Regions from separate parts of the Mus musculus genome. Here regions 1 and 2 are each linked to region 3. A link is a loop called in an ENCODE intact Hi-C map of the cell type or tissue named here. Cell type or tissue: heart. All regions are shown on one strand. Links, peaks and the distances in the headings refer to the core of each region. The heading gives the core; the rest is flanking DNA.

The links. Hi-C counts contacts between places; a loop is a spot of excess contacts. Peaks named below come from ENCODE experiments on the same cell type or tissue, not always from the same donor. Only the 100,000 strongest peaks of a DNase experiment are listed, where the experiment ranks them.
Region 1: a loop joins it to region 3, with 2.7 times the contacts of the local background. A loop is called at or near these places in 2 of 42 quality-filtered maps.
Region 2: a loop joins it to region 3, with 2.3 times the contacts of the local background. A loop is called at or near these places in 3 of 42 quality-filtered maps.

The regions. Positions count from the first base shown.
Region 1 is chr1:162,215,812-162,226,588 of GRCm38, forward strand. The region is part of intron 14 of Dnm3 (dynamin 3); the gene reads right to left. Dnm3os (dynamin 3, opposite strand) reads left to right here and starts at 1,812. Exons shown (of 1, transcript NR_002870.2): 1 at 1,812-9,739. Mir199a-2 (microRNA 199a-2) reads left to right here and starts at 2,003; the gene lies at 2,003-2,112. Mir214 (microRNA 214) reads left to right here and starts at 7,557; the gene lies at 7,557-7,666. In heart, for the core only: no CTCF peak of the experiment used is centred there; a DNase peak (open chromatin) is centred at 1,840; H3K4me3 peaks cover 3,659 bases; H3K27ac peaks cover 4,129 bases.
Region 2 is chr1:162,086,014-162,096,790 of GRCm38, forward strand. All of the region lies in intron 15 of Dnm3 (dynamin 3), which reads right to left. Among named protein-coding and RNA genes, the nearest start is that of 2810442N19Rik, 86 kb to the left of the region's middle. In heart, for the core only: a CTCF peak has its summit at 6,645 (motif pointing left); DNase peaks (open chromatin) are centred at 7,458 and 8,258; H3K27ac peaks cover 649 bases.
Region 3 is chr1:162,309,154-162,319,930 of GRCm38, forward strand. Dnm3 (dynamin 3) reads right to left here. Exons shown (of 21, transcript NM_001038619.2): 7 at 9,428-9,570; 8 at 4,408-4,543; 9 at 2,239-2,306. Among named protein-coding and RNA genes, the nearest start is that of Gm39688, 66 kb to the right of the region's middle. In heart, for the core only: a CTCF peak has its summit at 4,663 (motif pointing left); no DNase peak of the experiment used is centred there; H3K4me3 peaks cover 304 bases; H3K27ac peaks cover 1,306 bases.

The DNA of each region.
Region 1 (10,777 bases), core at 1,768-9,767, 93 kb before region 3:
GGATTCCAAGTGAACCACCTCTCACCAGCCCATGCCTTCTGTAGGACTTAGTACGACAGACATACTGAGGACCCAGCAGCATCCTCTTGCAATCAGACCATTAGGTCACACTTAGTCACCCTTCCATCATTTCCAGTAATCACGTAGCAGCCCTGAGGGAAACGGCAGCTGACTCACACTGCGCTCCCCTAACCACTCTCAAATAGTCCCTAAAGAAGGAGAAGGAGGCCGGTAAGAAGACACTAATAGGAAGCATTCCCCTGGCTTGCATCAACTATTTAATCCTGTGTCAACCTGGTGTATTTAACCTGACATAAACCTCTTTGCTCTATCATAAGCTTCTAGATAAAGTACTCTGACTTAATCTTCTTCACAAGGGCTTGGGACCACTTTTGAACCGTTTGTGGTACATCAATTTAAAAGAAACCATGTTAGGAAAAAATAAATAAGTTAAGGCGGCTCTCACTTGAAGCATTTTGAAACAGCCAATATAGATTTGTACATCTCAAAAGTGTCATAGAAGGCAGGTACAAATAAGTTGTTCGGGCTCTAATTCTTACAAAAATACTATAGCCCTTCATCCTGTGAGTTAGATTTAGAAAATCTCCCACATTGTGACCTCTACAAGGCCAATTGATAAAGCTCTTATTTGAGACAAAAATCTAATATCAATCAGAATACAGTGGAAAACAAGTTAGGGGACCTCATGTTCACAACATTCAACAGCCTACATAATTTGAAACAGTTAACAACTGGGACAGAGGACTAGAGGCCAAGCGAGCTGAGAGTTTGTAAGTGGTCAAGCTTCACTGGGCCAGTTTCAACAGATTTACTTAACCAGAGATAAACCTCATCATCAGAACACCATGTAAACAAAACAAAAGTATTCAAACAGAATTGGGAGTAGCCAGCAGGATAAAACAATGCTGTCCTTAACCGTGTGGCTCTACCAGAGGGAAATGTTCAGAAAAGAGCGGTACAGCAGTGTGGGTGCTTGAAGTCTAAACTTTTTAACATTTCCTTAGGTAAGGCTATAGAACGGCATGCAGAGAGCCAGCCAAGAGAGCTGAGGGAGGGAGACGAGGAAGGCCACATATGGAACTAATTACTCATGGAGAGGCCATGACAAAGAGCATTTCTCCAGACTTTTCATGGGGGCTTCACTTTCAGGAAGTTGCTGTAATTACTGCTCAAGTCTAGAGCAGCCTGCAAGCTGCTGACAGGTCCAGCAGAAAAGGAGGAGGAGGAGGAGGAGGAGGAGGAGGAGGAGGAGGAGGAGGAGGAGGAGGAGGGAGAAGGGGGAAGAGGAGGAAAAGAAAGGGGGGAGCCCCAACTTATCTGACCTCACTAAGGAGTAAAATACAAGAAAACAAAGTATCGCAGGAAAGTTAAAAAAAAAAAAAAAGGCCTCGAAGTTTGCCTGCTTAACAGTGTTTGACTTTCTGCTTACTGCTTTGTCATCTTTCTATCTTTAAATTACTTCTTCAGCCCAGATCAGGCAACAAATTTGTACTTCTACTCTCAACTCACTTTCGGTTGGCCACAGCAGAACTGTACATCTTGCCTTTTTTTTTTTTTTTTACAGCTTTTCCATACTGGGGCCCCACTTCCTGCCCAGTTGAGGGAAAAAATCTGGCCTGAAGATGAAATGACTGCTTAACATTACACGAAAACATCTGGTACCATTTTATGCACAGACCCATGTCTGAGAGCAGGCGATTCTAGCGGTCTCTCCAGCGGCACAGCGCATACCCAAACCTCCCCAGGGTGACATCATCCCATATATGGACTCTCCAGCCCAGCCCTCCCCCTTTTCCTGGTCCTAAATTCATTGCCAGTTCCCTAGTCTGCTGCAAATGTGCCACGTCAAGACTGGAAATCACAGCCCTTTAGTGTGTCTCAGTCGATGCAGCAGACAGGGTTCAGGGGGGAAGCTGAACAAGCCCCTGGTGCAGGAAGACAGGCTCTCCCCAGCCCCGGGACAGGATTTTCCACACACCGATGGAAGCTTCAGGAGATCCTGCTCCGTCGCCCCAGTGTTCAGACTACCTGTTCAGGACAATGCCGTTGTACAGTAGTCTGCACATTGGTTAGACTGGGCAAGGGCCAGCAACGCCATGGACGGCTGGGGACACAATGTGCTGCTTCCAAGGAGAGGACAGCTGGGTGCTCCTTTGTTGAATCTCATATCCAGTGTTTCTCTTCACAGGTTTTGCAAACTAGGGACCAAGAAGCCCTCAGGGACTCTGCCAGGGGAGAGGACTGCTCCAGGGAAGACCAGCGGGTAAGGCCTCTGGGATTGCGTACCTGGTCTGTGATTGGGGAACTAGATAGAGATCCCATCACCTGTGTGAAGACGCTGGAGACACTGAGCTAAGGGACAGATAACCGTGAACTTAACTTTCAAAAGAGCAAGGTCGTATGGTAAATTGTGATTTTCTGTGTGTTTTTTATAAGTCTAAATGTTGATCGTTCAAATGCTTTCTTAAATGTAAGGGTCTTCCGCTTCAAAATAAAAGGTGGGGAAAAAAACCTCACTCCAGACAAGTAGCAAAAACTGAACGAGACTTAGTTTTGAATGGTTGAAACTGATAATTCAGAGACTTAAACTCGAGCATGGATGAGCTATGTATGCAACCTCTAACACTCCAGGAATGAATGCATTTTGCCCTAAAGGAAAAAAATGCAATTTTCAAAACTCTTGTATGAACAGGGAGCTTTTCTGTTTATCTATATAATAGAAACACCAGAAATAATAGTACCTAACGATAAGAAGCAGTCTAGTCTTTTGTTTTTTGCTTTTTTGTTTTGTTATTTTACTATCAGACAATGCAAACGCACTTAGCCAGAGATGAGGGCCCAAGTGCCAAACCCACATCTTACTGACTCAGCAACTTAGCAGGCCAGGGGAATAGCGCTCTGTCTTTAGTGGGCTCACTAGATAACATTGAAATTGTTCTTCTAAAATCCAAGAATGGCTGATACTTGCTGGTCAGCTGAGCCTGCTGGCCCATCTTTTTTTTTTTTTTTTTTTTTTTTTTTAACAAGGCTCTCACTTGTCCTGGGCCTTTGAAATGATAAGGCACGTTGTCTAAAAAGATGCTGATAAAACAGGAATTTGTAAACGAAGGCAAAAGTTTTCTTTGGTCAGTTTCCAGCTGTCCTGGAGGTGAAGGAGAGTGGGGGAGGTAGGCAGACTGGAAGCAAGAAAACTTCCTCTGGCTGAATGAAATACTGAAAGAGAAAATACTAGAAGAATCTGGGTCACTAAGTAAGCTGGGAGGTTTGTATTGAGCATCAGCGGTGGCTCCGTTAAAGAAAGTTCTGGGAGAAAATGTTGCTGCTGTACCCATAAAGTCTCGCCTTTCATTTATTTTCACCCCTGGAAAATTTCATTCCACATTCTATGGGATGAAATATTATCTGCTCATTGAGCTTTCTGTGCAAAACGAATACACTGTCTTTTGTCTTTTAAAGTGTGAATCTTTGTCTAAGTTACACATTCTCCAATAACCCAAAGGAGAGTGCAAACTCTCCTTAGTAAAATACTATAGTATAGCTGCATCTCTGAGTTTTCTTCTTACAATTTTTATTTTTAAAAAATTATGCTTCATATAATCCCAAAACTGGTATCTTGGTCATAAAATTTTCTGATGAATTATGGCAATTAAGTAAGAAATATAGCGGGGGACATTTAACTGCTTGTCACTTAGGTGAAACAGGCGAGGCACCATTCATTGTTCTGTGAGAGTTGAAGAATCTTAATTATTTTTAAAAGAAGAGTTGAGATTATATATATATACACACATACATATCACTTTGTTTGCACAGGAAATTAAAAGCACTATTAGTTCACTTATGGAAGTTGTGTGTCTCAGGAAACACACTTTCTTGACTAACGCGTCACGAAAGAGGACAGAGAAGAATCACTTGGATCATATTTAAGATTTCTCTAATTTTGAGGGCCTATTGTATACTAGAAATAATTGAATTTTATAACTTGCCTTTATTTAATGATATTTAATTTAAAATTTTCTCTTCATATTAAATGCATTTTTTTTAATTTCAAGAAGAATAACCTTTCTTCACAGGTCCCTTCCCTATTTCTCCCATGGGACAGTTTTTAGTCTGAAGATACAAAGGGCATAAGGGTGATTCTCCTGTAAGTTCAACAGTAAAAAGTAACAATTTCTTTGTAAACCCGGAGTCTCTGCCTGTTCTTGGTTGGAGTTCTAACACACCATTTTCAAGGAAAATTCTAAATGAATGAAGGAGTGTGGTACTTAATTTTAAATGTATGAGTTATATTAAAAGTACAAAAAAGTTGTTTGATAACCCTCTGCTGTATGAAGACATGGTGTTAAGCCTGTGTGCTGGTGGATATATCCCTTATAGACACTTTAGGATAAAAATAAAGATATCGATTCCAAAATAATTAGAAGAATGTCTAATTTTATTCCAATATTACTTCCAAAGAGGATATACAAATATTTTAGGGATGGTGGAATCTAGGGCAGAAGAGAGTAACCAGCAGCAAACATCTTGCTCTGGATAGTATGGTAAGTCTAAATAGAAAAGTGAAACATTGTAGGTGCTCATAAAAAGGAAACTGTTTGCAGGGTTTGTCCAACCTTAACGTTAGTGAAAATTGCACCCTTGTTTCTTATTTCAGAGAATCAATGATGGATAAGCTAGGCTAGGTACTGAAGTCAAAAAGATTTTTTTCAACCATCAGAGAGAAAGGAAATTCTAAGCTGCAACCTCAACTCCATCACTTCAGAGTCTAATTTCTCAAAACAAGGTTTTTTGATTTTTTTTTTTTAACCATAGATCTCAAAATCAAGGAAAGTTTGTTTGTACGGAGACAAAGTGTGTCACAGATCGCTCTCGTCCAATTAGTTAACATGCTAGCCCTCCTTCCTGCTTGCCCTTGAACCTTTGGCTAGGAGAAGGTATTTGTTTTTAAAAGACAATCTCCCCCACCTTTTGCCTATGGACCACCCAAGTATTTCACTCCACGGGAAAGAGAAAGCTTAGGCATAAAAGATACTACGAAAATAATGTGCCCTCTCCCCCTTGTTGGAGTCTAAAGCTGATATGGGAAAAAGAAACTGCAAGTTGTTTAAAAAGTTTAAAGAGTCACTCATCCACAAATGTTCATTATCACTGAAGGAAGCTTATCATCCAGTGAGTCTGTAAGGGAACTGCTCTTTAAAATCAACCTTTTCTCTTATCTCATGACAATAGCCTACCCACCACCATGATGTCCAAATAGTAACTATGAGACCATCATATAGAGATCCCAGCTTAAAATAAGCAAGGGGGAGGGGGGCAGACTCTAGCCTGAGGCAAGTGAAGGTTGAAACTTCCCAAATCTTTCTTTCTTTTTTTTTTTTTAACCTTGGTGTCCTGCAGATGATGTCCATGTAAATATTTAGCCTCTTTTCAAAGGACTTAATACTGAGTTTCCTTTTTTTTTTTTTTTAAGTCATCTGAGTTAAAGAAAATCATCAAGTCTTTACTTCATATCTTCTGACTTCTTGTGAAAGCCAGTTTATTACAGTTGGTGTGGTTCAAGTTTCCTGCTGGATGTTTAGGAGAGAATTATTTTCTTACATTTCTGTCTTGGGACACGACACCATCAACACATTATCACAGACTATGACAACTACATATTAATGTTTGCATCTTTTAAGTAGTCACCAAATAAGTATGGCTTGGGAATGCAAGGTGGCGGGAGTCTTTCTGACTTTTTTAACGTGTCTAGAGCAGGTTTAAATTATAAATTATAATTATAATATTAAAAATTATGATCATGCTACATATTCACTATAAATATTTTTAATCGATCAAAAAATAAATTGTCCCCAAATCTCATGAATAAAATAATTATTCCCCCTGCCACCTTATTTTGATTAATTTTTCTCTTCAGAAAAGCCATTATGATAGTTTAGCCTCAAACATTTTAGATAGCATGGTATAAATAAAACTGCTTCTTACTGAAGGATAACACATGGACTCACTGTTTTTTGTATTTTTCAGGCTGTACCGTTCCTTTACTTGAGCAGAGTAAACTGGATCAGATTACTTAAGGGAGAGGGGAAAGCAATACAGAATTATAGTAACTTTTAATGGCTGCTAATATATTCTTCGTAAGTGAATCACTCTATTATGCTTTTCTGTTGTACTGAATGAAACAACAAAGGAAATAGTATTTCAAGGTATTCCATTTTTGTATACTTGACTTTGTAACTACTTGAATAGCAGCCAAGCTCTTGTGCTCTGAAGTGTTGGACAGAAGCACACGTTTATCTTCTTGAACTTAAAGAAGTCCAGATATAGTTGCACTTATCAACTCGGTTAAAAGGATACCATCTCTAGGCACTGCACAAAAGTTCAAATGTGCAGCAAACTGTTCTTTTTCTCATTCTCAAAAAAGATTTTATTGTTCATAAAACTTCTGCCTGCATTTTTTTTTCTTTTTAGGTTTTCCAATTAAAGGTAAATAAGGAAGTATTTGTTTTCTTTAAAGATAATCTCTAATGTATACCTCTTGGATAATAATGTATTTTGTTTTTAAAGAAATTCCAATTTTTAGACTTTCAACTCTTTGGCTGTTTTTGTGTTTAAAATGACAGTGAAGTTGTTAAATATCTCTGCATATGCAAATTGACTAAGTATGTTAAAAATAGCAGAATTCCTGACTCAGCAGGATTGCAGTTTGCTTCTGTGTACTTAACACAATTAATTCAGATTGTCATTTTGGATATGAAGTGAACTTTCCTTTTCTGTGTTTAAGGTCCTACTCTGTAATGATATTGTATTAACAACATCAAAAACACATTCAGAGCACTAGTGTGGGAAAGAACATTCTAGATCATGACTTTGATTCATGGTCTCACCCTGCTTGTTAATCAAGGGGGATAGAAGCTTATGAACTCTTTGGTTTTCATATGGATATTATAAAAAGAAAAGAAAAATTTAAATACATTTCTGTTGCTTGGAGAGATATATATATCCAAAATCTGTTAGGTGGATTGCCAGACACTTTAGGCTCATTAATATTTTGAGAATGGCTGCTGTTACCATGTAGATAACAATATATTTTTTCATGGGCAAGGCTATGGCACTTACCTACTCTGAAAAACATGTATAAACATAGACTTTAATTTCACTATTAAGAGATGCAGAGGTCTTGTGAAAAGAAAAAAACATATGGTTTGATTACTTTGAATTCTGACTGCATGAGGGCCAGTAACAACAGGAACTGGATTTTAAAAGTTTATGTTGTTATTTTTTTTTCCTTAAAATCATGTGAATTTTCTGTTTTTGACAATTATCCTTGTTAGCAACATTTGGATCAAATGTATGAGTGTACTTCTGAATAAAGCCAAACGTCTAACTTCTTTTTAGTTCCATAATGTTTTAATGTTTAATTCTATTGTGTGTTTCTCTCCTTTCCCTTTATCCCCCTGTCCTTCCCCCCTAAATCACCAAATCTGGAAAACAGGCTGATTGTATCTGTCCCTGAGCAAAGGAAACCTGAAGGACCCAAGGGCCTGGCTGGACAGAGTTGTCATGTGTCTGCCTGTCTACACTTGCTGTGCAGAACATCCGCTCACCTGTACAGCAGGCACAGACAGGCAGTCACATGACAACCCAGCCTGAATGACCACCAGCCATTGAAAGAAAGCTGCCCTCACAACATAGCATCTACACCAAGAGCTACAACCACAGTGAGGGGGTTGGGGGGCCTGGGGTTTGAAACTGTTGGCTTATTAAAAGAAAAACTCGTATGTAATCCTTTGATTTTTTTTGATTCGCATATTAAAACCTACCCGAAGTAAAGTGAGTGGTGCCTATGAAGCCTAATAAAGCCCATTTCTGAAAATGCTCCTGTGTCTGCCATGGTCCTACTGCCTCCACCACACTCTCGACATTCACTGCACACACCTTTGCTGCCTCCTGACACTGACGTGAAAACCAATTCGACAAAACCATTTGGCTTCAGTTGGATGTTTGTCGAAGAGGAAATTATTCTGCTGGGTCTTGTCTATAAATGATTGTTTATTTGTACTGTAACTTTTAAGTGGGGGGGGGGGGAGGGGAGAGAGGGGAAGTATGGAGAGAAGAGACAGAATAAACAAGTAACAATATATTCTAAAGGATCAAGTATTTCAAGTTAACAAACTGCCAGTCTGGCCTGGGTAAAAGATATTTTAAAATATCCCTAGTAGATTTTTCACTCATATTCAAATAACAGTTTCTCTTCTTGGGATAAACAAGAATATTGAACCGTCAATATTTCTGAGTGCTATAGCACACACAGACTAGCTACCATGTTGCTGTTTAGCTAAGAAAGCTTTTCTAGTGCAGTCACAGGGATAAAATATAGAAATCTGATTTGCTTACTTGGGATCTATGTTTCCAGTCACGTAAGCTCTCAACCCAAGATTTTTCAAACCCGTTGATAATTTCAAAAAAGCAAAGATAGCCCTGCATGACATATTTTGCCCTAATTTCTGAGGAAATATCAAAGTTTCTGTTCTGACATGAACTGGAGAAGTGGTCAGGGCTGGCTTTGTATATGAGCATTTAAAAAAAAAAAACAACAATAAGGATAACATGCAGAGACAGGTAAATTTAGAAAATTATTCTATTTTGACCTTGTTTATTAACATATTTTACCTTTCAATGTTTCACATTTAACTTTTTCTTATATTCTAATCAAGTTTTAAAATTATAATCTGAGGCTACCCCAAACTATTTTGTAATGATTGAAATAACAATCTCAAGCAAACTGCCTTGCCCACAGGCCTTTCATTTTTAAAATATAAGATTTAATCTTAAGGCTAAGAGTTCACAGTTTCCAAATTTTCTGAATTCTATGGTATTTGTACTAGATGTGACACTATACTTTCTTTAAAAGAAAGAGTCATAGGCAAAACTGTGTCATGAAAATATGAATAAAGTTAAATGTCTTGCATGTAAACAATCTGGACTCACAGAAACTATATCCCATGCAAAAAATGATCTGTTTTGCCTTTATGAAACTCGTGAGGAATTAACAGGGCTTTTTGCCTTAGAGGAAACTCCCATGACCACCCAACAGAATGCTGAATGATACATCACAAAACGTGAAGTATAAACAGGAAGTATAAACTGTCCATAAGGCTATTTGCATAGTCCTACCCAACTTTAAATGCTTTACAGGAACTGCAGCAGACACTACCAGAGCGCTCATGATGAGTTATTCTTCCAGGGCAGGAATGTACCCCGTTCAGGGTGACACAGTGTCCCAGTCAGAACACGAAGGAACTGGGGGTTAACAGGGATATCCAGCATAATGTATCAAATAATTTTTCCATAAATCATAAAAAATACCCTTAAAAACGTTTCTGACTCTGCTCTCAAAAGCCTTGACTGTCTTATATGCACCTTAAATTCATAAAATAAGGCACACTTGAGATTTTATCCTTCTGGGAAAGGGGTAATATAAAGAATGTGGACTTTGCAGCATTAGATTTGGAAACAACAAACAGTAGTAGTCGGTTTGTAGTTAAAGGATACTTTGAGTAATTTTGAAATGGCACTGGCCATTACCGTGTATTAAATAACACTTATTTTATTTCCTAAATCATAAATCTTTGGAGAATGCCAGGATGTGGAAATAATCAACCTCATATTTAAAAGCACAATGGAAGTTACTTTCTATAGGAATAAAAATTACAAGTATGAAGATGGAGACTTTTAAGTTATATACGTCGGTGTTTGGTGTTTATTTGGACTTTAAAAAATGAAAATAGCCAAGTCTGAGCTGAGCGAAAGATTTTTGACAAGGAATGTGGAGCATTCAGTGGTCTGGGTGGCCTCCTCCATCACTGGGGCCCGCTCCTCCTGTTGCAGCTAGGCACGATTAGAAAGGGCTACGTGAGAAGGCAGAGATCTCAGCATCCCTGGGCCATGCATCCCTGTGACTTTGCTCTCCTAGTTTTGCACATCCAGGCCTACAGCTGTCACTTTCTTTCCTATTTTCAAAGTTATATTTGTCATCTGCGAGAGCTGCACAATAAAAGCAGCCCTAAGTAAGCAGCCCTATAAGGGAATGATATAATCTCCTTATCAAGCTATCCAAACATTTCAGCCCACAAAAATGAGGCCTGTAATTTCTTAAGAGTTCCAAGAATGTCCTGTTTCAATGCAGATTTTGACTTCCTTCAGTGGAGCAGGGTTAGCATAGCTCCGCTGGAAAGACCGTTTCCCTGACTCCAGTTTCTGTTACTGTTTCATTCTCTGTGCTGGGTGGGCCACAGATGTAGAATAAGAATTGGCAACCAGCGTCGCTGTATATGAAGGGGCAGTTCCTTCTCTTTGGTTAATTTAACTTTGGGAAAACTTGCACATTTAGATGTGTGTCTATTTGCCCACTTCTTGGGGAATATTAAGAAAAATGAAAGCCTCTTCCCCTGAATCACAGTATTCCTGTCTCTCAAAATGTAAACCTTAGAAGTATTGTCAAGAAAGTTTGCCAAAAGGGTGTTAGTATAAAATTATCAGAAGTAATTTTTTAAGGTAAGTTTTTGTTTTATTCTTTTATCTTGACTAAATTCCCCAAGAGTTTATATGTGGAAACTAATAATGAGAAGTTCAGCTTTTGCTCAAATGGTCTCAAGTCCAGGAAGCCATGCATGGCCAGGAGACCAAAACCCACTGACCAATGATAAAAATAAACAAAATTCTATTAATTCAATAATTTACCTTTGGTCCTTGATAATAC
Region 2 (10,777 bases), core at 1,670-9,669, 220 kb before region 3:
AACTCTCTACTGGCTTTCTCCCCATGGCTTGCTCAGCCTCCTTTCTTATAGGTCCTAGGACTATCAGTTCAGGGATGGCACCACCCCTCAATGGTCTCAGCCCTATACCATCAATCACTAATTAAGAGAATTTCTGACAGGCTTACCCACAGTCCAATCTCATGCAGGCAATTTCTCAACTTAGGCTCCCCCTGCTCGGAGGACTCTAGTTTGCATCAAATTGAGACAAAAGTAGCCCAGTATATGCTCTATTAATTTTATGTTCCTCCTTTTCACTTACTGTTATACACGGCCATTTATATGGCATAAAATCTTTATTATGCCATGTATTATGATAGAATTGTGATGGCATAGCATTCGTCAATATGAATGCATAATGATTTGCTTAACCTTCTAGAGTAGTGAAATCATTTTATTTTTTGCTTTTGCCATCAAAATGATATGTCGCCCGTGACTGTCACAATTCCTGCTATTGTTCTTTTTTTTTTTTTGAAGGATTTCTACAGTTACAGAATCAAAACTCATGATCACTTGATGGACACTTAGTGATATTAAGTCATGTTTTCTGAAATAAATAGTTCAATTTCAATGGATACTAGCACTATTTTTCTTTTTTTGTTTCTGCTTACTCTTGTTTGACTTTCTTTCAGTTGAGCTTAACAGCCTCCATTTCCACCAACTCCAGAAGGTGCTCATGTTTGTATCTCCTGTCTGGAGTTTCCCTGGTATCATACTCCCTGTTGGCTTCTCCACTTGAGTACCTCAAAGAAACATTATTTTGAACAACTTAACTGGTGATTTTCAGCTTGGCTTTTTCTACTGTTCCCATTGCTAGCAGCCATGGCACAACCAGATATGATGCAGATATTTTTGATATCTGTACACCACACTTTTGATATCTTCCACACCTCACTTCATTTTACTACCCAGGAGCACCTTCCTTTGAGACCAGTCATCACCATGTCATTGGCCTCCTCATCGGCCCCCTCATTGGTCTTCCAGCATCATATTTCCCTTTGCATTCACTCTATGTATTCAGTCACATGGCTTTCTGAAAATGTGGCTCAGCTATTTTACTGTAATGGCTATCTGCATTCAGGAATAAAAACTTCGGGAGTTGTCTTAGGGTTTTATTGCTATGAAGAGATGCCAGGACCACGGCAACTCTTATAATGGAAAGCATTTAGTTGGGTCTGGCTTCCAGTTAAGAGGTTTAGTTCATCGCCATCACATCGGGAAGCACTGTGGCACACAGGTAGACATGGTGCTTGAAAAGGAGCCAAGGTGGAATCTCAGGGTTGTTTTGATTTGCATTTCCCTGATGATTAAGGATGTTGAACATTTTTTCAAGTGCTTCTCTGCCATTCGGTATTCCTCAGGTGAGAATACTTTGTTCAGTTCTGAGCCCCATTTTTTAATGGGGTTATTTGATTTTCTGAAGTCCACCTTCTTGAGTTCTTTATATATGTTGGATATTAGTCCCCTATCTGATTTAGGATAGGTAAAGATCCTTTCCCAATCTGTTGGTGGTCTTTTTGTCTTATTGACGGTGTCTTTTGCCTTGCAGAAACTTTGGAGTTTCATTAGGTCCCATTTGTCGATTCTCGATCTTACAGCACAAGCCATTGCTGTTCTGTTCAGGAATTTTTCCTCTGTGCCCATATCTTCCAGGCTTTTCCCCACTTTCTCCTCTATAAGTTTCAGTGTCTCTGGTTTTATGTGAAGTTCCTTGATCCACTTAGATTTGACCTTAGTACAAGGAGATAAGTATGGATCGATTTGCATTCTTCTACACGATAACAACCAGTTGTGCCAGCACCAATTGTTGAAAATGCTGTCTTTCTTCCACTGGATGGTTTTAGCTCCCTTGTCGAAGATCAAGTGACCATAGGTGTGTGGGTTCATTTCTGGATCTTCAATTCTATTCCATTGGTCTACTTGTCTGTCTCTATACCAGTACCATGCAGTTTTTATCACAATTGCTCTGTAGTAAAGCTTTAGGTCTGGCATGGTGATTCCGCCAGAAGTTCTTTTATCCTTGAGAAGACTTTTTGCTATCCTAGGTTTTTTGTTATTCCAGACAAATTTGCAAATTGCTCCTTCCAATTCGTTGAAGAATTGAGTTGGAATTTTGATGGGGATTGCATTGAATCTGTAGATTGCTTTTGGCAAGATAGCCATTTTTACAATGTTGATCCTGCCAATCCATGAGCATGGGAGATCTTTCCATCTTCTGAGATCTTCTTTAATTTCTTTCTTCAGAGATTTGAAGTTTTTATCATACAGATCTTTCACCTCCTTAGTTAGAGTCACGCCAAGATATTTTATATTATTTGTGACTATTGAGAAGGGTGTTGTTTCCCTAATGCACAGGGGAATACCAGGGCCAAAAAGGGGGAGTGGGTGGGCAGGGGAGTGGGGGTGGGTGGATATGGGGGACTTTTGGTATAGCATTGGAAATGTAAATGAGTTAAATACCTAATAAAAAATGGAAAAAAAAAAAAAAAAAAAAAAGAAAAGGAGCCAAGAGTTCTATAGCTGAATCAGCAAGCAGCAGAAAGCAATTGAGCTAGTGGGCCTGACTTGAGCTTCTGAACTCTCAAAGCCCACCCCCAGTGACACACTTCCTTCAACAAAGCCACATTTACTCCAACAAGGTCACACCTCTTAATAGTGCCACTCCTTATGAGCTCAAGGTGTTCCATTTCATTCAAACCACCACAGGTATTATGTTCGCTCACAAAGCCTTCTAGCTGGGAGCTGCATTCCTCCCTGGAACCTCCGTCCTTCCTTCTCTAGCTATAATGTCTCTTTAGGTTTCTGAAGTGTCAGCTATGCTGGGTGAACAAAAGGGACCTGCACACACTGCTTTCTGCCCAGCTCTCTTTGCATGGCAGTTGCCCTTTACTGGGCTCTCAGCTCAGCCCCTGTGTACACAGGCACAGCTCCCTGACATCCCTGCCAGGCCAGCTCCCTTCATTGCCACATCCTACTCAGCTTCCTTTCCTTCCTACTTCTTATGGAAGTGCTGATTTCAGAATTAATTTTTTTCTCTCCTTCATCCTCTAGTCTTTCCTCCCACCTTGCTTCCCTCCCCTCTGGAGTCATTCATACCACTCTGTCTTTTTTTGTTTATTATGATGAACGTCTGTTTTTCAGTTCATGTGGTACACATCATGAAGATGGCGAGTGCATGTTTATGCTCATCATTTTATTCCCCAGAGGATTTTGAAAAGATTGTGGCTTAATTTTATTCTACTTTCTCTCCACTCTCCACTCAAGTGAACTATATCTGCTGCTCTCAAGTCATGCTGACATTAGGATTGGTGTGAGCGCAGTAGAGTAGTATGTGAGTGAGAGAGTTTTCTTACTCTGAGCTGGACAAGAGCTTATGCCCACACCAGTGCTCCAGGACAAGCACAGAGCAGACCTTCAGCAGTACTGTCCCTTAGTGATGGCAGAACTGTTCAGTGTGCCCGATCCTCTGGCTCTAAGGACCCAGGCTTGGGGAAAAAGATTTCTCTACTCAAATGTAGAAGAAAGACATCCCCCACCGTGTGTGATAGATGGCACATAGACTATTTCCCATCCATGGTGAGTGGAACGTTGCCTCTGCCTTTCCATGTTCATGGGAACCGTTCGCTCAAAGCACCTACATCTGAACCTCTGCCACAATGAACCAATGAAATCAGAAGCACAAAAGATCTGACAATCAGAGAAGGAGGGAGGGAGGGAGGGAGGGAGGGAGGGAGGGATGAAGGAAAGAAGGAAGGAAGGAAAGAAGGAAGGAAGGAAGGAAGGAAGGAAGGAAGGAAGGAAGGAAGGAAGGAAGGAAGGAATCAGAAAGAAGATGCTTTCTGCTTTTGGGAAAGCAGAAACCAGGAGAGTAACAAGGACTTGACAAGGTACATGGACAGACCTCCTGAAATTGTGGTATAGACAGTTTAAATGTTAAATAGATACTGCAAGAAAGAAGGATAGATCTCTTTCGAGATTAGAATGTGCAGTTTTGAAGATCCAGTGATGGAAACAGCCTAAATGTCCTTCAGCTGATGCATGGAAAATGAAAATTTGGTACATATACACAATGGAGTATTATTCAAAGAATAATGAAGACATGAAACTTGTGAGGCAATGAGTAGAGCCAGGTAATATACTGAGATTACCCAGAGCAGAAAGCCAAGCACCACACTTTCTCTTGTGGACCCTATCTCTGTATCTTTAGATGTCAGTATATCACTTGAAGTAACTGCAGATACCAGGAAAGTAAAAAGGGACCATGGGGTGGGGGTGGGGAGTTCTAGAGATAGGAATAGAAGGGTGGGTGCTGGTGCTTTGAAGGGGAAAAAGGGAAAGATGGGAGGAAGATTTACCTGGGATATGGGAGAGGGAGGGCAACATAGATGGAGAAAAGGGAAGGTGGGATACATAACAATTAGAATGTTTGAGAATATTTTCCCATTACATAGAAAATCAGTTACCATTCAGGTGACAACACATACACAGTGCTAGACTGGACAGACTTGAAAAAAAAATCACATTCTTTGTTCTCAAATGATGGTAGGAAGAAGAGGGAGAAGAGAAGAAAGAAGAAGGAGTTTCTAAAGGAAATAGTGCAAGCCAGGCATGGTGGCATGTGACTTTAATCCCAGCACTCAGGAGACAAAGCCAGGTGGATCTCCAAGTTTTAAGCCAGCCTGGTCTACAGAGTGAGTTCCAAGCTAGCTGCACATTGAAATCCTGTCTCAGAGAATGCAGAGATGAAAATGAAAATGAGATGAAAAGGCAAATGAGCCATATAATCATGGATGGTTCTTATATCCCAAAGGAAGCAAGAATATGACTTATGGAGAAGGTAATAAGATGTCGAAATACTTCCCATCTTCACAGTGGGGCAGTGGGAAAGCTGCAGGGGACTGGAAAGCCCTAGATGTTTTTACTACTTAGGAAAGGAAGGAAGGAAGGAAGGAATGAAGTGAGGGAGGGAGGGAGGGAGGGAGGGTTGGAGGGAGGGAGGGTCGGTCAGTGTCTATAGGGAAATCCTAAAAGATTGGAAAATCAAAGCAGATCATTCATATAGTTTAAAAGGATCAATGAAACAGCCAAGGCAAACATGACACAAAGGGTACACACTTCCACAGATGTTTTATCATCCCAGTAGCTACTACACATGATTCCAAACATTGGGAAATGGAGGAAATAAGTGTGCAAGATTTGCCCCCAGCAAAGAAGAAAGGGTCCAGAGCTCCAAATGCAAAAGAAACTGAGAAAATATCTAAATCAGATGTTTTATGCAACCTGACAATGAGATATCAGAGTATGAAAGAAATTAATAACATGCTAATAGTAAGCACTATTTCAATCTATTCAGAACTAGACTATCCAAGACCACAACAAAACATATACTACAGGCCAGTGAGACGGCTCAGAGGTTAGAGGCACTTACTAACAAGCTTGGTGACCTAAGGTCAAACCCACATGGTAGGAAGAGAGAGTCGACTACAGAAAAACATCCTCTGACCTCCACATGCACACCATGGCAATCACATGCTCCCACATACATGACCCCCCCCATACATGCATGCTCACGCACACATATACACATACATACATAAACTACAGCACTATGCTTAAATGAGTCACTTTGTGTAAAAGGCCAGTATTAACTTCAGGGTATAAAAAAAAAAATCAACTGATTTTCACAAAAGAGTAGAAATTGAAATGGGAAAATAATTTACATTAGGAGTAAAGCCTTTAAAATGTGTGGAAATAAATAATTTGATTATGTGATACCCAAAGCTGTAACAAGTTAGTGTGTGTATGCATTCTACAGATAGTAACACCTGGAGGTACTAAACACCACCTTTAAATGGCTCTGTGAATTTCTAAGTGACTCTCCATTAAATCCTTAAAATTTCTTTTCAATGAAGACATTGATCATCTCTTTGTTAGCCTTATGGATACTTTTTGTCTTAAAGTCGTTATTGACAGTAAAAACCAGATGCCAACATTCTATTACATATTACCCGATGGGCTCGCACTTTTATTTGCATTTACCCAACATTCACGTTTCCTTTTCTTTGTTCTTTTTTTTCCTCCCTAACTTTTTTCTACTTCAAAACACCTATTTGTTGAAAACTCCCAATAGTAAATTGGATATCATTTTTCATCCCAAGCTGTAAACCATCACCTATGAGTAAAAATGTCTCTCTGATGTTTATTTCTTGCCATGGCTGTATGTTTGCTTTTGGGTTTGTCATGCTGAGACACACATGGCTTAAAAAAAAAAAAAAAAAAAAAAAACAAAACCCAAAAACCTTTATTTTACTATTTCCTTTGTTTGTGTGGAGACATAAACTGCCTTTCTGGCTTTGACATTTTTTCAGCAGTTCTCAGTTCTAGGCAAAATTGATCATCTTCCAGTTTGCATATCTTGAGTTCATTGTTGTATACTTGATGCTCAGTAATAACACAATCACCCCTCAGGGGCTGGAGAGACGGCTCAGCTGTTAAGAGCACGGGCTGCTCTTCCAGAGGACCCCAGTTGACTTGCAGCACCCGCGAGGCGGCTCACAACTGTGTGTAACTCCAGTTTAGGGGGATCTACTGCCATCTTCTGGCCTGTGTCAGTGCCAGGCATGCAAATGGTACACAGGCATCCATGTAGGCCCATACACATGAAATAAAACGATAAAATTAAAAAACCCTCTGACTTATCGAAGTATTTCAAAGCTGCCTCTTCACTGCAGGGCATTGGCGGAGTTGCCTAAGTGTCTGTTGACCTAGATTATTTAAGTACAGCTGCCGTCTTTTAAACATTTGACTTTATTTTTACTTCTGAGTTTTGTTTTGTTTTGTTTTGTTTTGTTGTTTTTTATTTTTCCACTTAAGCAGTGTTTTGGGGAGGAACTTTGTATTCATCTTGAGGAAATATTTATTGTCAGGATTTCCCCATTTGGAACATTTTCTCTTGGACTCATTTCTTTACAACACAGCTAGACGTCTAGATTCCAGAGGGCACAACACCTGCTGTTTCCCAGATGCAGTGGTAAGCCAGGCCATAGGGGCTTCTTTAGGTTATTCATGCTAGCATGCAGGGGTCATTGATATGTATTTAATTCAGTTCAGTTTATGAGTTTTACAAGCAGTTGACAGACATCTCTGGTGTTTTTGGCTATTGAGGTACAGCAATTGATGGAGCAAAGCCAAAGAAAAAGCTCTCTCTCTCTCTCTCCCTCTCCCTCTCTCTCCCTCTCCCTCTCCTCTCTCTGTCTCTGTCTCTGTCTCTCTGTCTCTGTCTCTCTCTCTTTAACCATCTTACGAGAGGGGCCATCCCACTAGATCTCTAAGGCTACTCTGAAAATTGGGTCAAAAAGCTGTTTTCATAGATGAGGAAATAGACTCAGAGAGAGCTGTGGGACTTTCCCTGAATCACAGGCCAGCTAACCAGTACACCCAGAACCTCCCCCAGCCCTCAGCATATGACCTCTCTACAGCAGCTGCATGGGTGAAGAAATACATTAATGGATGAAAACACAGTGGAGCAGACTTGGTCATGTTTAAAATCATGTACGGTTTTTGGTTGTTTTTTTTTTTTTTAATTTTTGACCAGATCTTGATTTTTATAGAAAACACAGAATATAAACATTAAAAAGATAAGCCACAAGAAGTAGGGTGGGGAATTTCAGAGAAGCTGGGATGCAGCTCAAGGAAATATACTGTCCATGTCCAAGGAAAAAAGTTCACTCTGGGAAAATTATAAAGGCTACACCTTTGCTCCTGGGCAGAAAGGGGGATAGTTTATTTAATGAGAATAAAACAATACATTGCTTTTAAAGGATCTAATGAAGCCTCTACTGTTTCTCCAACTTTACTAAGTAGGCTTCCCTTTGGAGCTCTTTCCAACACTCAGCCAAGGCTCCTTTGAGATGCAAAGGTGTGGGGTGGGCAAAGCTGGAGACTGTTGTCTGGAGAACCCTTGGCCAGTTGGAAGGCAGGAGACGCACAGTCCACACAGACTTTCCACATTCTCTGTGAGGCTCTGAGGAATCCAGCTTTGGCTCCACCACACTGACCTTTCTCCAGGGTATTTTCTTTCAGGGGTTCTTCACACGGAAAATCTTATTTTTTTTCCCCTTAAAGGACAGCCAAATTCTTGAGAGGGAAAATAATTATCTGGTTGAAACATTAGAAGAAGGTCAAAGGCTTCTGGTGGCTTTGGCAGCTTTGTCTCTACCCGGTTCTAAAGCCTCGTCCTAGGCCGTGTCTAGACAGCCAAGGCGAGTTGGACACAGGTCTGAAACACTGAGCTGGCCTGATTTACTGGAAGGCTCATAAATTCTGTCCAGGAAGCTTCCAGGTTCTCACCACATGCTGTAGCTGTATAGATAACCCACAGCAATTTGTACCGAGTGCATTTTTTTGTTTAGTCTATTTCGGCTGCAATCATGCAGATATGAGTTTCTGAATGACTCTGCTCTGAAACCAAGTTATGTGTCCCACAGCTCGAAGAACTGAGAAAGTGGTTGGGGTGCTGAAAAGCGAGGGAGGGAAAGGCTCAGCCCTTAGGTAAAAGGCTTTTTAAGTGCTCTGCTGAAGCGAACAAGACCGCAGGATGAGCTTATGTTTTGATTAGACGTGAAAAAAATGTTCTTACATGTCAAAAGAAAGCTCCTGGCTGTTAAAAAATATAAAGTTTAATTCCCTTATTTCTTTTCCATGTCTCTTCAATCATCTGACACCAGCTATTAAACAATTAAGAACGGTGTTTCAAAATAATCTCTTAACAGATTCCTTTTTATAATTTCCGGGGTGTTTGATAACATAAATGCTTTTAGGAGTGGGATTTTGCTGGGACCCAAGGTCTCCAGATAACGCTAGAGTTTAACACACAGCACCATGTTGGTCCTAGGCAGGCTGCACAGCCTGACACAGAAAGGAATGAGCCCAGCTTCCTCTTTGCCACCAGCCATAACTATTCCTTCCAGTATCTGTGATTCTGAAAGGTCAGTCATGCTGTCTAGCTGACTAACTGGCAATTCATGGCTTCTAGCAAAGTCAGGCCATATTGTCACGTGCTTATTAATTTTTAGTCTTAAGAGTTTACAAGACATACATGGCATAATTTCATAAACTGTAGACTTTACTACTGAATTTAAGACAGGTTTAATTTATTATTAAAAATCTTGACTTAAGATGGGCATGGCAGCCAAAGATCTATAATATCAGTACATGGGAGATGGAGACAGGAGGATTGTGGGTTTGAGGCCAGCCTGGGCTACACTGTGAGACTGTGGCTGAAAGAATTCATGGCTTCATAAGCATAGCTCACAAACTTTGGAAGCCAAGAAAGTGTGTGTGTGTGTGTGTGTTTGTGTCTGTGTGTCCCAAGCCTTTCAGTGCCCAAGCCAACTCTTTAGTCAGTTTCTTCAAACATTTCTTAGATGTATTTCCTAGACAGTGTAGCATTTTTGGTTCTATGTTACATTTTAATATGGTTTTCTGCACGTGAGATTCGAGTAACTGTCACAAACTTCTCTATGAAATAGCATACATATACAATGAAGGCGTTCAATGCATTTTTTGCCATTTTTTTTGACAGTATGCTTTTCTTAATACAGGTTTGATAAACACAGTAATATACAATAGATAGAATATGGCTAGGGCCATGAACATTGGTTAACAATCTGGCCTGCACTGTTCCTTCCTCCCCTCCCTCTCTTTGTGTGTGTGTGTGTGTGTGTGTGTGTGTGTGTGTGTGTGTGTGTACTTGCTCATGTTGTCTGTGGAGACCAAAGGTTCACATCATGTGTCTTCCTCTATTCACCTGCCTCCACTTCTTTTTTGGAACATGGTTTCTCACCAAATCCAGAGCTTATCACTTAGGCACATATTTACATAACAGTACATTTATATACCAATGAAATCACCAGTGAGAAATTCAATTTTGTTTCCCTTTTGAAAATCTGGACAACTCAGGCTGGGAAATGGTGGTGCATGCCGTTAATCTGCCATTCAGTGGGAAGAGGCAGGCAGATCTCTGGGTTTAAGGCCAGCCTGGTCTACAGAGTAATTCCCAGGACAGCTAGGGCCACATAGAGATACCTTGCCTTGAAAAAAAAATTAAAAAAAAAAAAAACCCTGGAGAACTCACTGTGGGCTTTTGCTGATGACTGATTCTAGAAGCTTCTATGATCACTGCTCCCTTTATAACCATGTTTCTGCACACACCTGATACACCAGTCTTGGTAGACCTCAACTCCCTCTCTCATCTTCCCTTTCATCGTTTTTCTAATAAAACATCAAACAAACAATATTTTCCTTTAACTGCTGCATTCGTGGTGCTAAATGTACAAGCGAAAAACCAGAATTGTACTGTTGTTCTCCCTCCAAACTTGTATTTTCAATTATCAAATTGGCACCACCCTTTGCAGCCATCTCACCATAATTCTATACTAAATCTTTTCCATGTTCCAGATGATTATCAGTTCCTAGCTTTTCCTACCTGGAACTTTTAACTGTTCATACTTAGTTGATTGCCTTACTTCATGCTTTATGAGGAACATATAACCTATTGATGAAACTGATCACTACTCTTTCCAACAAATTCATCAATCACTTTCATTCGCAGCTGCAGAGTCTGCCTCTTGAGAGAGCTCAGATGATGAAATGGCCAAGCCATCAGCTTATGCTCAGTGGACCTTCTCTCCTCATGCCTAGTGCCACATACTATCTTTCTCCCTATAATCTCCACTGAACAGTTTCCTTTTTGTACTCC
Region 3 (10,777 bases), core at 939-8,938:
AGTAATCTAGAGATAACTCAAAACATAGAGAAACTGCGTGTTTGTTAAGTGTACATAGCGTGCTATTTTATATGAGAATGCGCATCTGTGGACTGGGCTAGCTCTGGGGAGTCCCAAGACCAACACCCAGTTGATTCCAAGAGGTAATTTACTAAGTTTCCATTTACCATCCCTAAAGAATTTCAAAAGCAGCCTTACTCTTAAACAAGTAAGCCCCCCTTTTTCATGGTGAAACAATGGGGCCCCAGAATCTGCTCTTCCAGCAAGGTTTCTGCACTACAGAGGGGTAGGTGGCTCTCAGATCAAAGTCCCTGGGTACTGAAGGAAGGGTGTGACTGAAGGGGAGTCATCAATAACTTAGGTGACACACAATGCCTAAATGATGGATTTATAAAATCAACAAATAACAAAAATAACAAAAATCTTCTTTTTAATCTGGAATTAATTCAAATCTGATGTCATTGTATGCTTTTCTCATGTGAAACAGGAAATCAGGGAAGCAAATAAAAGGATAGAAGAAGTTATGTGTGTTTTATAAACAATGGGAACTGCAGCTGTGGGGTTCCATTGTTAAGTACTTGCCATCCAACAATCAGGTCTCAACTCAATCCCAGTGCCTAAGAAGTTAGGTGTGCTGGTGTGTGCCTATCATCCTGGCATGGGGAGCAGGCAGGGATGGGGGAGAGGTCCTTCTTAGACTGTCTTCTCAATATCTCATCTTGGCCCTGTGTCAGAAGCTGAACCACAACAGGCCTCCAACAGGAGGACCCCTCCTTCGCTTAAGGTAACCTATGAACCATGAACCAGCAACCTATGTGGGATTAGCTTACTCTACATGGGCTCAAGAAATGTGTATTAAAAATGTATATCATAATTCTAGACCATATCACTATAGGCTGAGGATGCATGTTTCCCCTGAGATCTGTGTGTTAAAATCCAGCATACTTGATGTCACAACATTATGATGTAGGGCCTTTGGCAAGAAACTAGATTGTAAGGGTGAGACTTTCAGGAACGAGATTCAGGTCTCATGGGAAGAGATGAGAGAGTTTGCCTGTCCTCCTTCGACCACGTACAGACACTGTGAGAGTTGAATGGTATACAAACTGGAAGACGTCCCTCACCCGGCCAGGTCAAGCTGGAGAGCTCTTGTGATTTTATCCTCCAGAACCATGAGAGACAGATTTCGTTGCTGATAAGCTACACTGTCTGTGCAGATTTGTTATCTAAAGCCTAAAAATACTAAAATACAAAGTAAGAGAACAACGCTACTCTTGATGATGGGAAATTCCGTTTCTAGCTCACTCCAGGCCATATTCTTGCCCCGTCACTCCAGTCTCCTGACCACACTGCCTGCAACGGCCAAATGAAAAACCCCAGCTCCCCTAAGACCATCTCTCTGCACCTAGCCATCCTCTGCTTCACTCCTGCTACTCTTCCTTCCTCAACGCTGCATTATTGTCTTCTACCCTTCAGGCCCACTGCACAAGTTCTTCATATGCATGTACCTATGTGCTTGTATGCTTACACACACACACACACATACACACACACTCACACAAACACATGCACATTCACACATACACACACACACTCATACACACTCACTCACACACACACACACTCACACATATTCACATACACACACACACACTCACACACATACTCACACACTTATACACACACTCACTCACACACACATTCACACACACTCTCACCCACCCACACATTCACACACTCACATACACACATACTCACACACACTCTATCTCACACAAACACAAATATAGGCATATAACACACTGTGATTGAAATTATTTATTTCATAGGAATGGTTCCATTGAAAAATAATCACCCTTCTTACTCTTTCCCAATTTCTCTCCACAACCCCAAATTATTCTGCCAGTTCTCCATTGCTTATGAGCATCTTAAATAAGCAAGACCCACCCCCCAGGTACAGAACAAACAGAGACTTGTTCACCTACTCAAAGATAAGTAGGATGCTCAGTTCTTATTGGAAACAGTACAGAAAGGTTTTCATTATTATTATTATCATCATCTTTACTAAAATCTCTCTAGCAATATAGAAAATTAGCACTAAGCTAAAAGCCAAGATTTTCTTTTTCTGACTTCTCACTCTCTCCTTTCTTTTGATGATGAAATACTACTTTGCTAGCCATTTGAAATGCTCATTTTCTTTGGGTAGCTTGAAGACAGGAAAAAATGTGGGTCACTTGCCTGATCCCATGTATGTTTTTGATTGCGTAGCTTATTTCTCTTCTCAGTTCTTTCTCATTGAACTCCATCTGCAGATGCAAAGCAAGCTACGGTTATGACACTTAATTCTTTTCGATAATATTATTGAATGGTATAGAATGAGGATAACCTTACTGTTATTAATAAATGGATACTCATGTCCTTTGTAAACTAAACCCAGATGGTCAAAACATCTGTTTATATGGAGTTCAAGGCCACATGGAACACTGGGGATTTCTGGAAGTTCCAGAGGATCAGTGTGTGTGTGTGTGTGTGTGTGTGTGTGTGTGTGTGTGTGTGTTAACTCTGTTACATATGGGGAGTGCTGTGCATAAGGAATATCTCCTGGACATAAACCCAGCCACTCATTTGAAACACAGAATTATTTTTTGCTGAATGTACTAAAGTGGAGGCCACAGGAGAATGCATAAATGAGAGTATTTTCTGATGGGTGGCCACAACACAGCTGTCTTTTCTTTCTGACCATTTTAAGCACCTGACCATAAGACCTCTTTATAAGAGGAAATTAATAATACCTTATGAAGCCAACACAGGATGCATTGCTATATAAATATTTCCCAGACGTCCTAGGCACTACAAATCTACTTGGAAGTAGGATCAAAGTGCCATAGAACTTAGTCCCGAAAGGCACATCCAAAGAGCACCGGATTCAGTTTGACAGGGATGCAGCCGTTCCAGCCTCGCTCGCTGTCCATTTCCTCCTTTATGCTCTCTGCATCTCAGAGTAACAGCTTGCCCTAAGCTTCTATCGTATCCTGTGGCTTCAGGGTTCAGAGTCTTTGTCATCCCTTCCTTTGTGTGGTCAACATTTGTGCTCCCTTTCCCACCTCTTCCTGCTTATCTGACTATCCTTCCAAACTCAGCTCAGACGGCTGGCTCCCTCGCATCCTTGGGCTGGGATTCATGTCTGTGGGCAGTGTTTCCATGGCGCCCTATGCTAAAGTTTGTCACTTTGCTTAGCACATTTTAATAAAATGATCTATTTATCCACCTTCTTCCCACACCAATACATAAACATTCGCCTCCTCATATTGAAAAAGTGGCACAGTCCCTAAGCTACTCAGCTGCTGTACTGAGCAACCCCCCCACCCCCACCAAACGCAAACAGCTCTCGATCCTTCCTACCCACTGATACTTTCCATCAGTTTCCCCATCTGATGGGCACCATCATTCACTCAATGGCAAAAGACAAACCTTGGGGAGGGATTTTCAACCTCTGGTTTCTGTCTCTTGAATCAATCCCAGCCTGTCAACTTTACCCCTAAACTCCCACAGTCCTCCGTTTCCCTCCATTCTTTCTCCTTACATCATTTTGACTGAGAATGTACATTTCAGAGCTTCCTCCTTGCACAAGATCCCTTCCAAGACCATGTGCCCAACCATGTGTTTGTAATTTTGCTTTCTTTGTCTCTAAGGGACTCCTGCGATTGCAGAAGCTTCAGGCAGAAAATGTGGTCCATCCATCTCTGGTTGGGCCCCTCCCCTTCTTTACCACATCTACTGCTTGCCCCTTGGTGATCCAGCAGGCACAGTTCTCTTTGGAGATGATCAGCCCAACTAGATAACAAACCCCTGTGTAAAGTCCTCCTGTTGCTTTCCATTGTAAATGGTGAACAACTGCAGCCAGGAAAGTCCTGGATGCACAGCTTCATCCCTAAGCGAGCCTCTTCCCAGGACTTTTCATAACACTGATGTCTTTGTGCCAGGCTGGTCATGGATAATAATGCCCTTCGTCACCCAGAGGGAGCCTATCTAAATATCCCATGGAAAGAAATCTGTATCATGTCACCATAATAACACTTGAATTTTTCTTATGTTATCTACTTTTTTCATTGTCCTTACTAGATAAATTCAACCCCTTTCTTTCTTGGTCACTGAGACTTTGGTCCATAGGGGAGTCTCAGAAATATTTTAAATTAGACAATGGATAGATATCATGGAAAACTGAAGTATTGTTTCTTGAAGTATTCTCTATGAACTCACTGAAATCAGAAAGAATATTTCAAGGACAAAGGATTCGATTCCAAGGACTCTGTTGGTCCTGTGATAGATCACAGTACAGCGAGAGAGCTGCAAGGGAGATCAGGGAATGCGGTGGGACAAAGGGAGAAAAGAACATTAGTTACAAACCTTCACTATCTCAAAAGGAAAGCGTTCGTGGAAAATGCGGTTGATCTTAGCACCGCCAGAGAGCTCTAAGGTGTCTACTTGATCTCCTGACCCTTCGATTCTCTTCTCAAAGTCCACAGCAAACTGTTGGACCATCCTAGAATTGAGAGAGAGAGATAAACCCGGGTTAAAATTAGTTAACATCACAGGGCTCTCCTGTCCCTGATTTTACTAAGGGTGTAGCTTAGACTCCTTTCCTGGTGTTCTTAGTGACACCTACTGGTTGAGTTGGCACTGCACATCATTCAGCTGTGACAAGGAACAGGAGATTTATTTTACACATTTTAACTAGAGTAAATATTTTAAATATCGTTCTCTTTAAATGGGTGGTATCCATTTGTGGTTATAACCTGAAATGGTATTTAAGGAACACTTGGATTTTAAAAGTTATGTAATAAATCTTAAGTAGAATAGTCAAGTGAGCCTCCACTCTGGTGATGTCACGCCTGCCCACTCCCAGCTACTGCCACTGAAAAACCCACACACAAGCACAGCTGCACACCTACACACACATCTACTCACCCAACCATCCCCCCCCCACACACACACAGGGCAGACGCCTTTTCTCCCTCAGTCTGTCCTCCTCATCCTACAACTGTGTGCTCTGAGGGTGGCCAGAGCTTTGAAAGTCATCAAGACACAGTCTCCCCCACCTTCAGATGCCACAATTCATAGGAGATCCTGGCCTGCATATTCAATCACGTGCAGGACATATATTTTCTTTTAGCTGTCTCAGATCAAAACACCTAAAACGTGAACTGCTTAAACTGCTTTCCTTCTGGGTCTGGAGTCTGTTGATTCCCCTATCTTGGCACAGCCATTGGCAACCCCTTCTTGGATTACCAAGGTACCTGTAGGTTTCCATCCTGATCCTAGGATTCTGCCCAGGTCAGACCCTACACCGTCACAGCCACACAAACCTGGCTGGTTTGCTTTTCGGTGCTTTCCCGCAGTTTGAGTTAACCCATTATGTAGGATTCTTTGTGCTGTGACCTTGGCTGTTCTTGAGGCTGATCTCTTGCTCAGCAACATGCACCATCTGATCCAAACACAAAGAATCTACTGCCCAGTCCCCACACGTACCATGTCTCTGTATTTGTGTACGTGCTTTGAGGATTTACAGCACCATTGACTCCACTCCTTGCCTGGCTAATCTCCTTCTGTTCTCAAGAACCAGCTCCAGTACTAATTCTTCTGAGAAACCCATGATGCTCGGTGGTCCTCAGCCCCCACCAGCATCTACCACTGCCCAGATGAAGGGATCTTCTGCTCCTTCAGCCTCTTTCTAACAAAATATTTATCAGACCACATCACCACTGCTTGCTTCGATGCCAGCAGCTTCCTGGAAGGCAAGGGCATGCACCATATGGGCAACATATAAGAAATGCTTAATAAATATTTGTCCTGTGAATCAATTAACTATCTGAAACCATCTGGTGAAAATAAAAGAGAATAAAAAATGTATTCCTGTTTGTGATGATTACTTGGTTTAAGCAATTCTAATTCTGACATCCTAGAAATACTACTTTCAAATTCAAAATCGAAGCGAAAAATATTTTCAGATCTTCTGAAACCTGTATATTTTTACTGCCAAAATTTGATTGGATACAGTGGGTTACAGTAATTACAAATTATTTAGCCATGCTCGTGTCTGCTGTTTTTAATGGTTTTTGTCAAGTACCTGAAAAGTGGTGGTATATGCATTAAAACACTAGAAATTTTTACAAACTTCATCTCTGTCAATTCTTTCCCATCCACCTCCCACTTAGTGGTATTGGAATAAGCCTTCCCTGAGTCCACTCTATTCTCTTCCCATCCTCCTTAAACCTAACACACACCCCTTGTACTTCAGGGTCTTGAGCATTACCTCCATCTGGGAATTGATACCTCTCTTCATATGCACCTGACTCCTCCTCTGGGCTCCAACATTCTCTACTTATGATAAACAGCATTTATCAGCGTCTAACACAATTCATCATTTATATGCTTGTCTTGATGATCTTATCCTTAAGTGCAAAGTGTCACTTTCATTGTTGGCTTCATGGTGAGTAATGCATAGCCAGAGTCTGAGTACGGTGCATGAAAGGATGGCAGGAAAGGGGAATGAGGAAATGTATCAGGAAAGACAGGAGCCCACGCAAAAAGAAGATGAACCAACAGGCTAGTCAATGATCTGATTGAATATTCTACAGTCAAGACCCATGACATGACAGAGGCAAGGACCATCCTAGCATCCTAGTTTCAGATAGTTAGAGATACTGATGTATGACCTCAATATAAATACATTTCTTTTCTATATAACTTGAAGAATTTTTATGAGTTTAACCAAAGGCTAGGAGAAACAAACAAACTTGGAAATCATTCTACTCTTTAAAAAAAAATCATCTTTGCCATGGTATTATTTTAAGTGAAAGACAACATGATACAACTAAGATGCCACTGAAACTTTCTGAATATTTGGAAATCTCTTTTAAAAAAAAACTGAAAAACCACCAGTTCAGTACTGTTGTGACTTCTGACCAAAGCAAGAACCATGAACGTACTTCGATGCATCCTTGCACATTTGAAGGAAGATTATATTCCCCACTCTTTCCAAAGAGCAGTAACAGTAGGGTACTGCTAGGTCTACGCCCATCTGAATAGACAATGAACTTCACGTTGTAGGAGGACACTACAGAAGTCATCAGGTTGACTAAGTAGCCCAGGTTTACAAAAAGAAAGATGTCACATTGCACTGAATGGGTACAGCAGAAAAGTGCTAATGGCATCACTGTCCACGCAGGTGCTCATCCCAGGAGGTTGTTATCACCAGGCGAAAGCTGGACTACAGTGGGAAAAAGTTCCTAGAACAGGAATCCAAATCTCGCCAAGTAGGGAAGAAATAAGACAAATATAAGGAAGAAACTACTGGCAAGAGTAGTGGATCAGAGGGCCTTGTGCACACAGATAAGGACTGGAAAAGCCAGGAAAGTTAAACATGAAGGCTTGTCTCTTCAAAGGAAGGAGATGCTTGCCATTCCACACAGAATTCTGGGAAGGGATTTAGTTTATGGCCTGGTGATCTTTTGCTATCTGTAGGGCCAGGCTTCACCCAAATATTATGTCTGTTCATCCCAGACTTCCCACCACCCCTAAATCTTGAGCATTTCTTCTCAGTTCATAAAAGCTATCCTTATGAGAGATGTCACTTATAGTTCCCAACAACTCTATAGCCTGCATAACTTCTGTTATCTTAGGGCCAGGCTAATCCTGACTCCCACTGGCATTCTGTTTACCTCAGTCATTCTCCCCAGACCCTCATCCTTATCTTGAGCAGTGTTCCTGACTCAACAGAAATTGTCTTTATGGAAAAGGCCATATATATATATTTATATGTGTGTGTGTGTGTGTGTGTATATATATGTGTGTGTATGTATATATATGTGTGTGTGTGTATAGTCATATATATATATATATACATATATATATGAATATGAAAAGAGTTTCCATACAAACATGTCTTAAGCATGTGGGACTCAGCTCATTGTCATGAGGAAATTTTTTTCCAAATTTGTGCTGTGCTTAAATATGACTAAAATAAACCAGTGTCACACTCCAGAAATTTGGCCCAATACCACTAAATAAATCAGAGTGGACCGAGTTGAATTCTTGTCTCCCTCACTGCCAGCCATGAAGCTTGCAGGCACACACACAGTGAAGACACAGGAAGAAAAGAATCTTACTTACCACAAAGTGGTTGAATGAAAAAATAAAGGAATTAAATTTTGCTTGGGGGTATAAGAAATAAAGTGCCACAAGGTCAACCAGGGAAATGGTTTAGTTGCTTAAAATGTTTCCACACAAGTAAGAGGAGCTGAGTTCAGACCCCTAGTACCTACATAAAAAGCCAGGCCCAGTACCATACACCTATAATCCCACTATTGGAGCAGGGAAGATAGGAGTCTCTCTTGAGCTTCTTAGCTAGTTTAGCTAAATTGATGAGCTCCTGGTTCAGTGAGAGATACTGTCTCAAAGAATAAGATAGAGAGCAATTAAAGAAGACATCAATGTTAACCTCTGACCTACTCTTTCTCTCTCTCTCTCTCTCTCTCTCTCTCTCTCTCTCTCTCTCACACACACACACACACACACACACAAATGCATGCCCACAATGCATATGCATATATATATATATATATATATATATATATATATATATATATATACATATATATATATATGAAACAATACACACAAATATAAATAAATAAGTAAAATAATAGTACGTTAAGAGATATCAGCTATCATCATTGATGGATCACTTAGGTGTGTAGGAATGCTAGACCTTCCAATTGAGTCAGACCTAGTGCAAGTTGATGCACACAGATGAAGAGACAAGTGGAGTCTACAGGAGTCAAAGAAGAGATGAAAGGAGCCCGTGTTCTCTAGCACTCTGCTATGGTATCTTCAAATACCCCAAGAATAAAGGAGGGATGGCAAGATCGTGAAGATGGACAGATCATGAAGGCATAAAAGCTCTGCTTGAGCTTTTAATCCCTGAAGTTTAAACAGCCAGAAAGGGAAAGGAAATTGAAATGTAATCGCTTTTAAGTAAGCCTTTTATTCTCCTGAGATATACACAGGGACAAATCATGTGAATATTGGAAACAAAGATAATAAAGCAACATCTATAGATTTAGTTTAAAATGTAAAAGATATGCTTATCTCTACTGACTTCTGAGGCTAAGAGAGAAAACCCTGCTGAGTTATCACCTCTGGCTATGCTTCCTGACTGAATCCATGGAGATAGGCAACTGGTCAACCTTGTAATAACAGTAAAATCAGCAAGTGTTCCTTGTGAAAACAGAATGATTCAGGGGATCACTGTATCACACATAGAACCTCAGCTATGCTCCTTGCTGCTTCCAGAAAGCAACATGGCGAGCATATGCAGGCCAGGCAAGCCGTGTCAAATGAACAGAGGAAGAGAGAGGTGACCCACTGCAGCAGGGCTTTGGTCTTCCTTGTGGGGTCTTCCGGTTTGAAGTTTTTGAAGGCTTCCACTTCATGTTCTATGGAGAGCAGCTGCCCCTGTAGCTTGTTCCTGAAGTTGGGCAGAGTATCTCGAATATGGTTGGTAAGTTGCTAAATAAAACACAGCAAAATCAGACACATATATAAGCATGAAGATCAGTGTATGACGTAAACTTCAGCCTCCATTGTTGCCTCTCATTATCCAAGTCCAAACAGGACTTTCTGTCTCTGCTGTGGGCATATACATTCAGCATTCCCTTCTGGATCCATAAATAACACCCCAGCCTCAACACACCCAAATTAACTACCCAGTTGTTACAGTTTGAATCTGTGGTTTCTTCAAATGCCCAAAAGCTTGGTGACCAACCTTGAAAGGTTGTTAGAACACTTAGGACATAGGTGTTCTTCTACTGGGAAGAAGTTAAATTGCGGGAATCATGCCCTTGAAAGCCATTGAGACTTTGGTTTCTTCTTCAACCTTCTCTGCTATGAAGGCTCAGCACAGTAGAATCAGATGACCATGAACTGAACTCCAAAAGCAGTAGCCAAAATTAGTCTCTTTTCCTTGTAAGTTGTTTATTTAGGGTATTTTCTCATATCTGTGAAAGCCAACTAGCACACCCGACTTCTCCTACAGGTGTCCAACTTCCTAATATTCTGGGAATGTGGGAGTTAGTCTGGTTAACTAGTTACCCACTAAAGATTTCTGTCACCCATCACAAGCTCTATTGTGTCACTAAGTTCTCGGCTCTTGTCAGCATCTCTCAAAGCTACTAACCCTGACAAAGACCGAGCTAGTACATTTTTTCACTTTCCTATTAACTGATCTCCACAATTTTAAATCTATGTGGTCTACAATTAATCTTCCTGCCTATGATTTGAGTATTCCTTTAAACTCACCAACCTGACCTTTTTATTCTTTTTATCAAGTCTCTTAAACCACTCTGTCTTTCTAACAGAGTGAAGATATTTGAAATAACAGAGAGCACTTACATAGGAAAGGAAAAATCTTCCATACAAAATCCAGTCAAATTTCATTCGGTTATGTCCTAACTTAGTGATCACCAGGAACCTAAATAGGTGAATTGCACCCTTCAGGTTTTCGCCTATTCAAAACCTACTTTATTTCTAACTTTATATTTTTAAGCATACTAGTGAATTTTCTCTAAGATATCTCGTAATCTGTTTATAGTTTACTTAGGCCAGTATAGTTATGGGAGCAGTAACGTAGGAAGTGTTACTAGCACTGGCTATACTGGTGCTATACTGGCTATACTGGTGCTATAATGGCTATACTGGTAGAAGAATACTGTGGTTC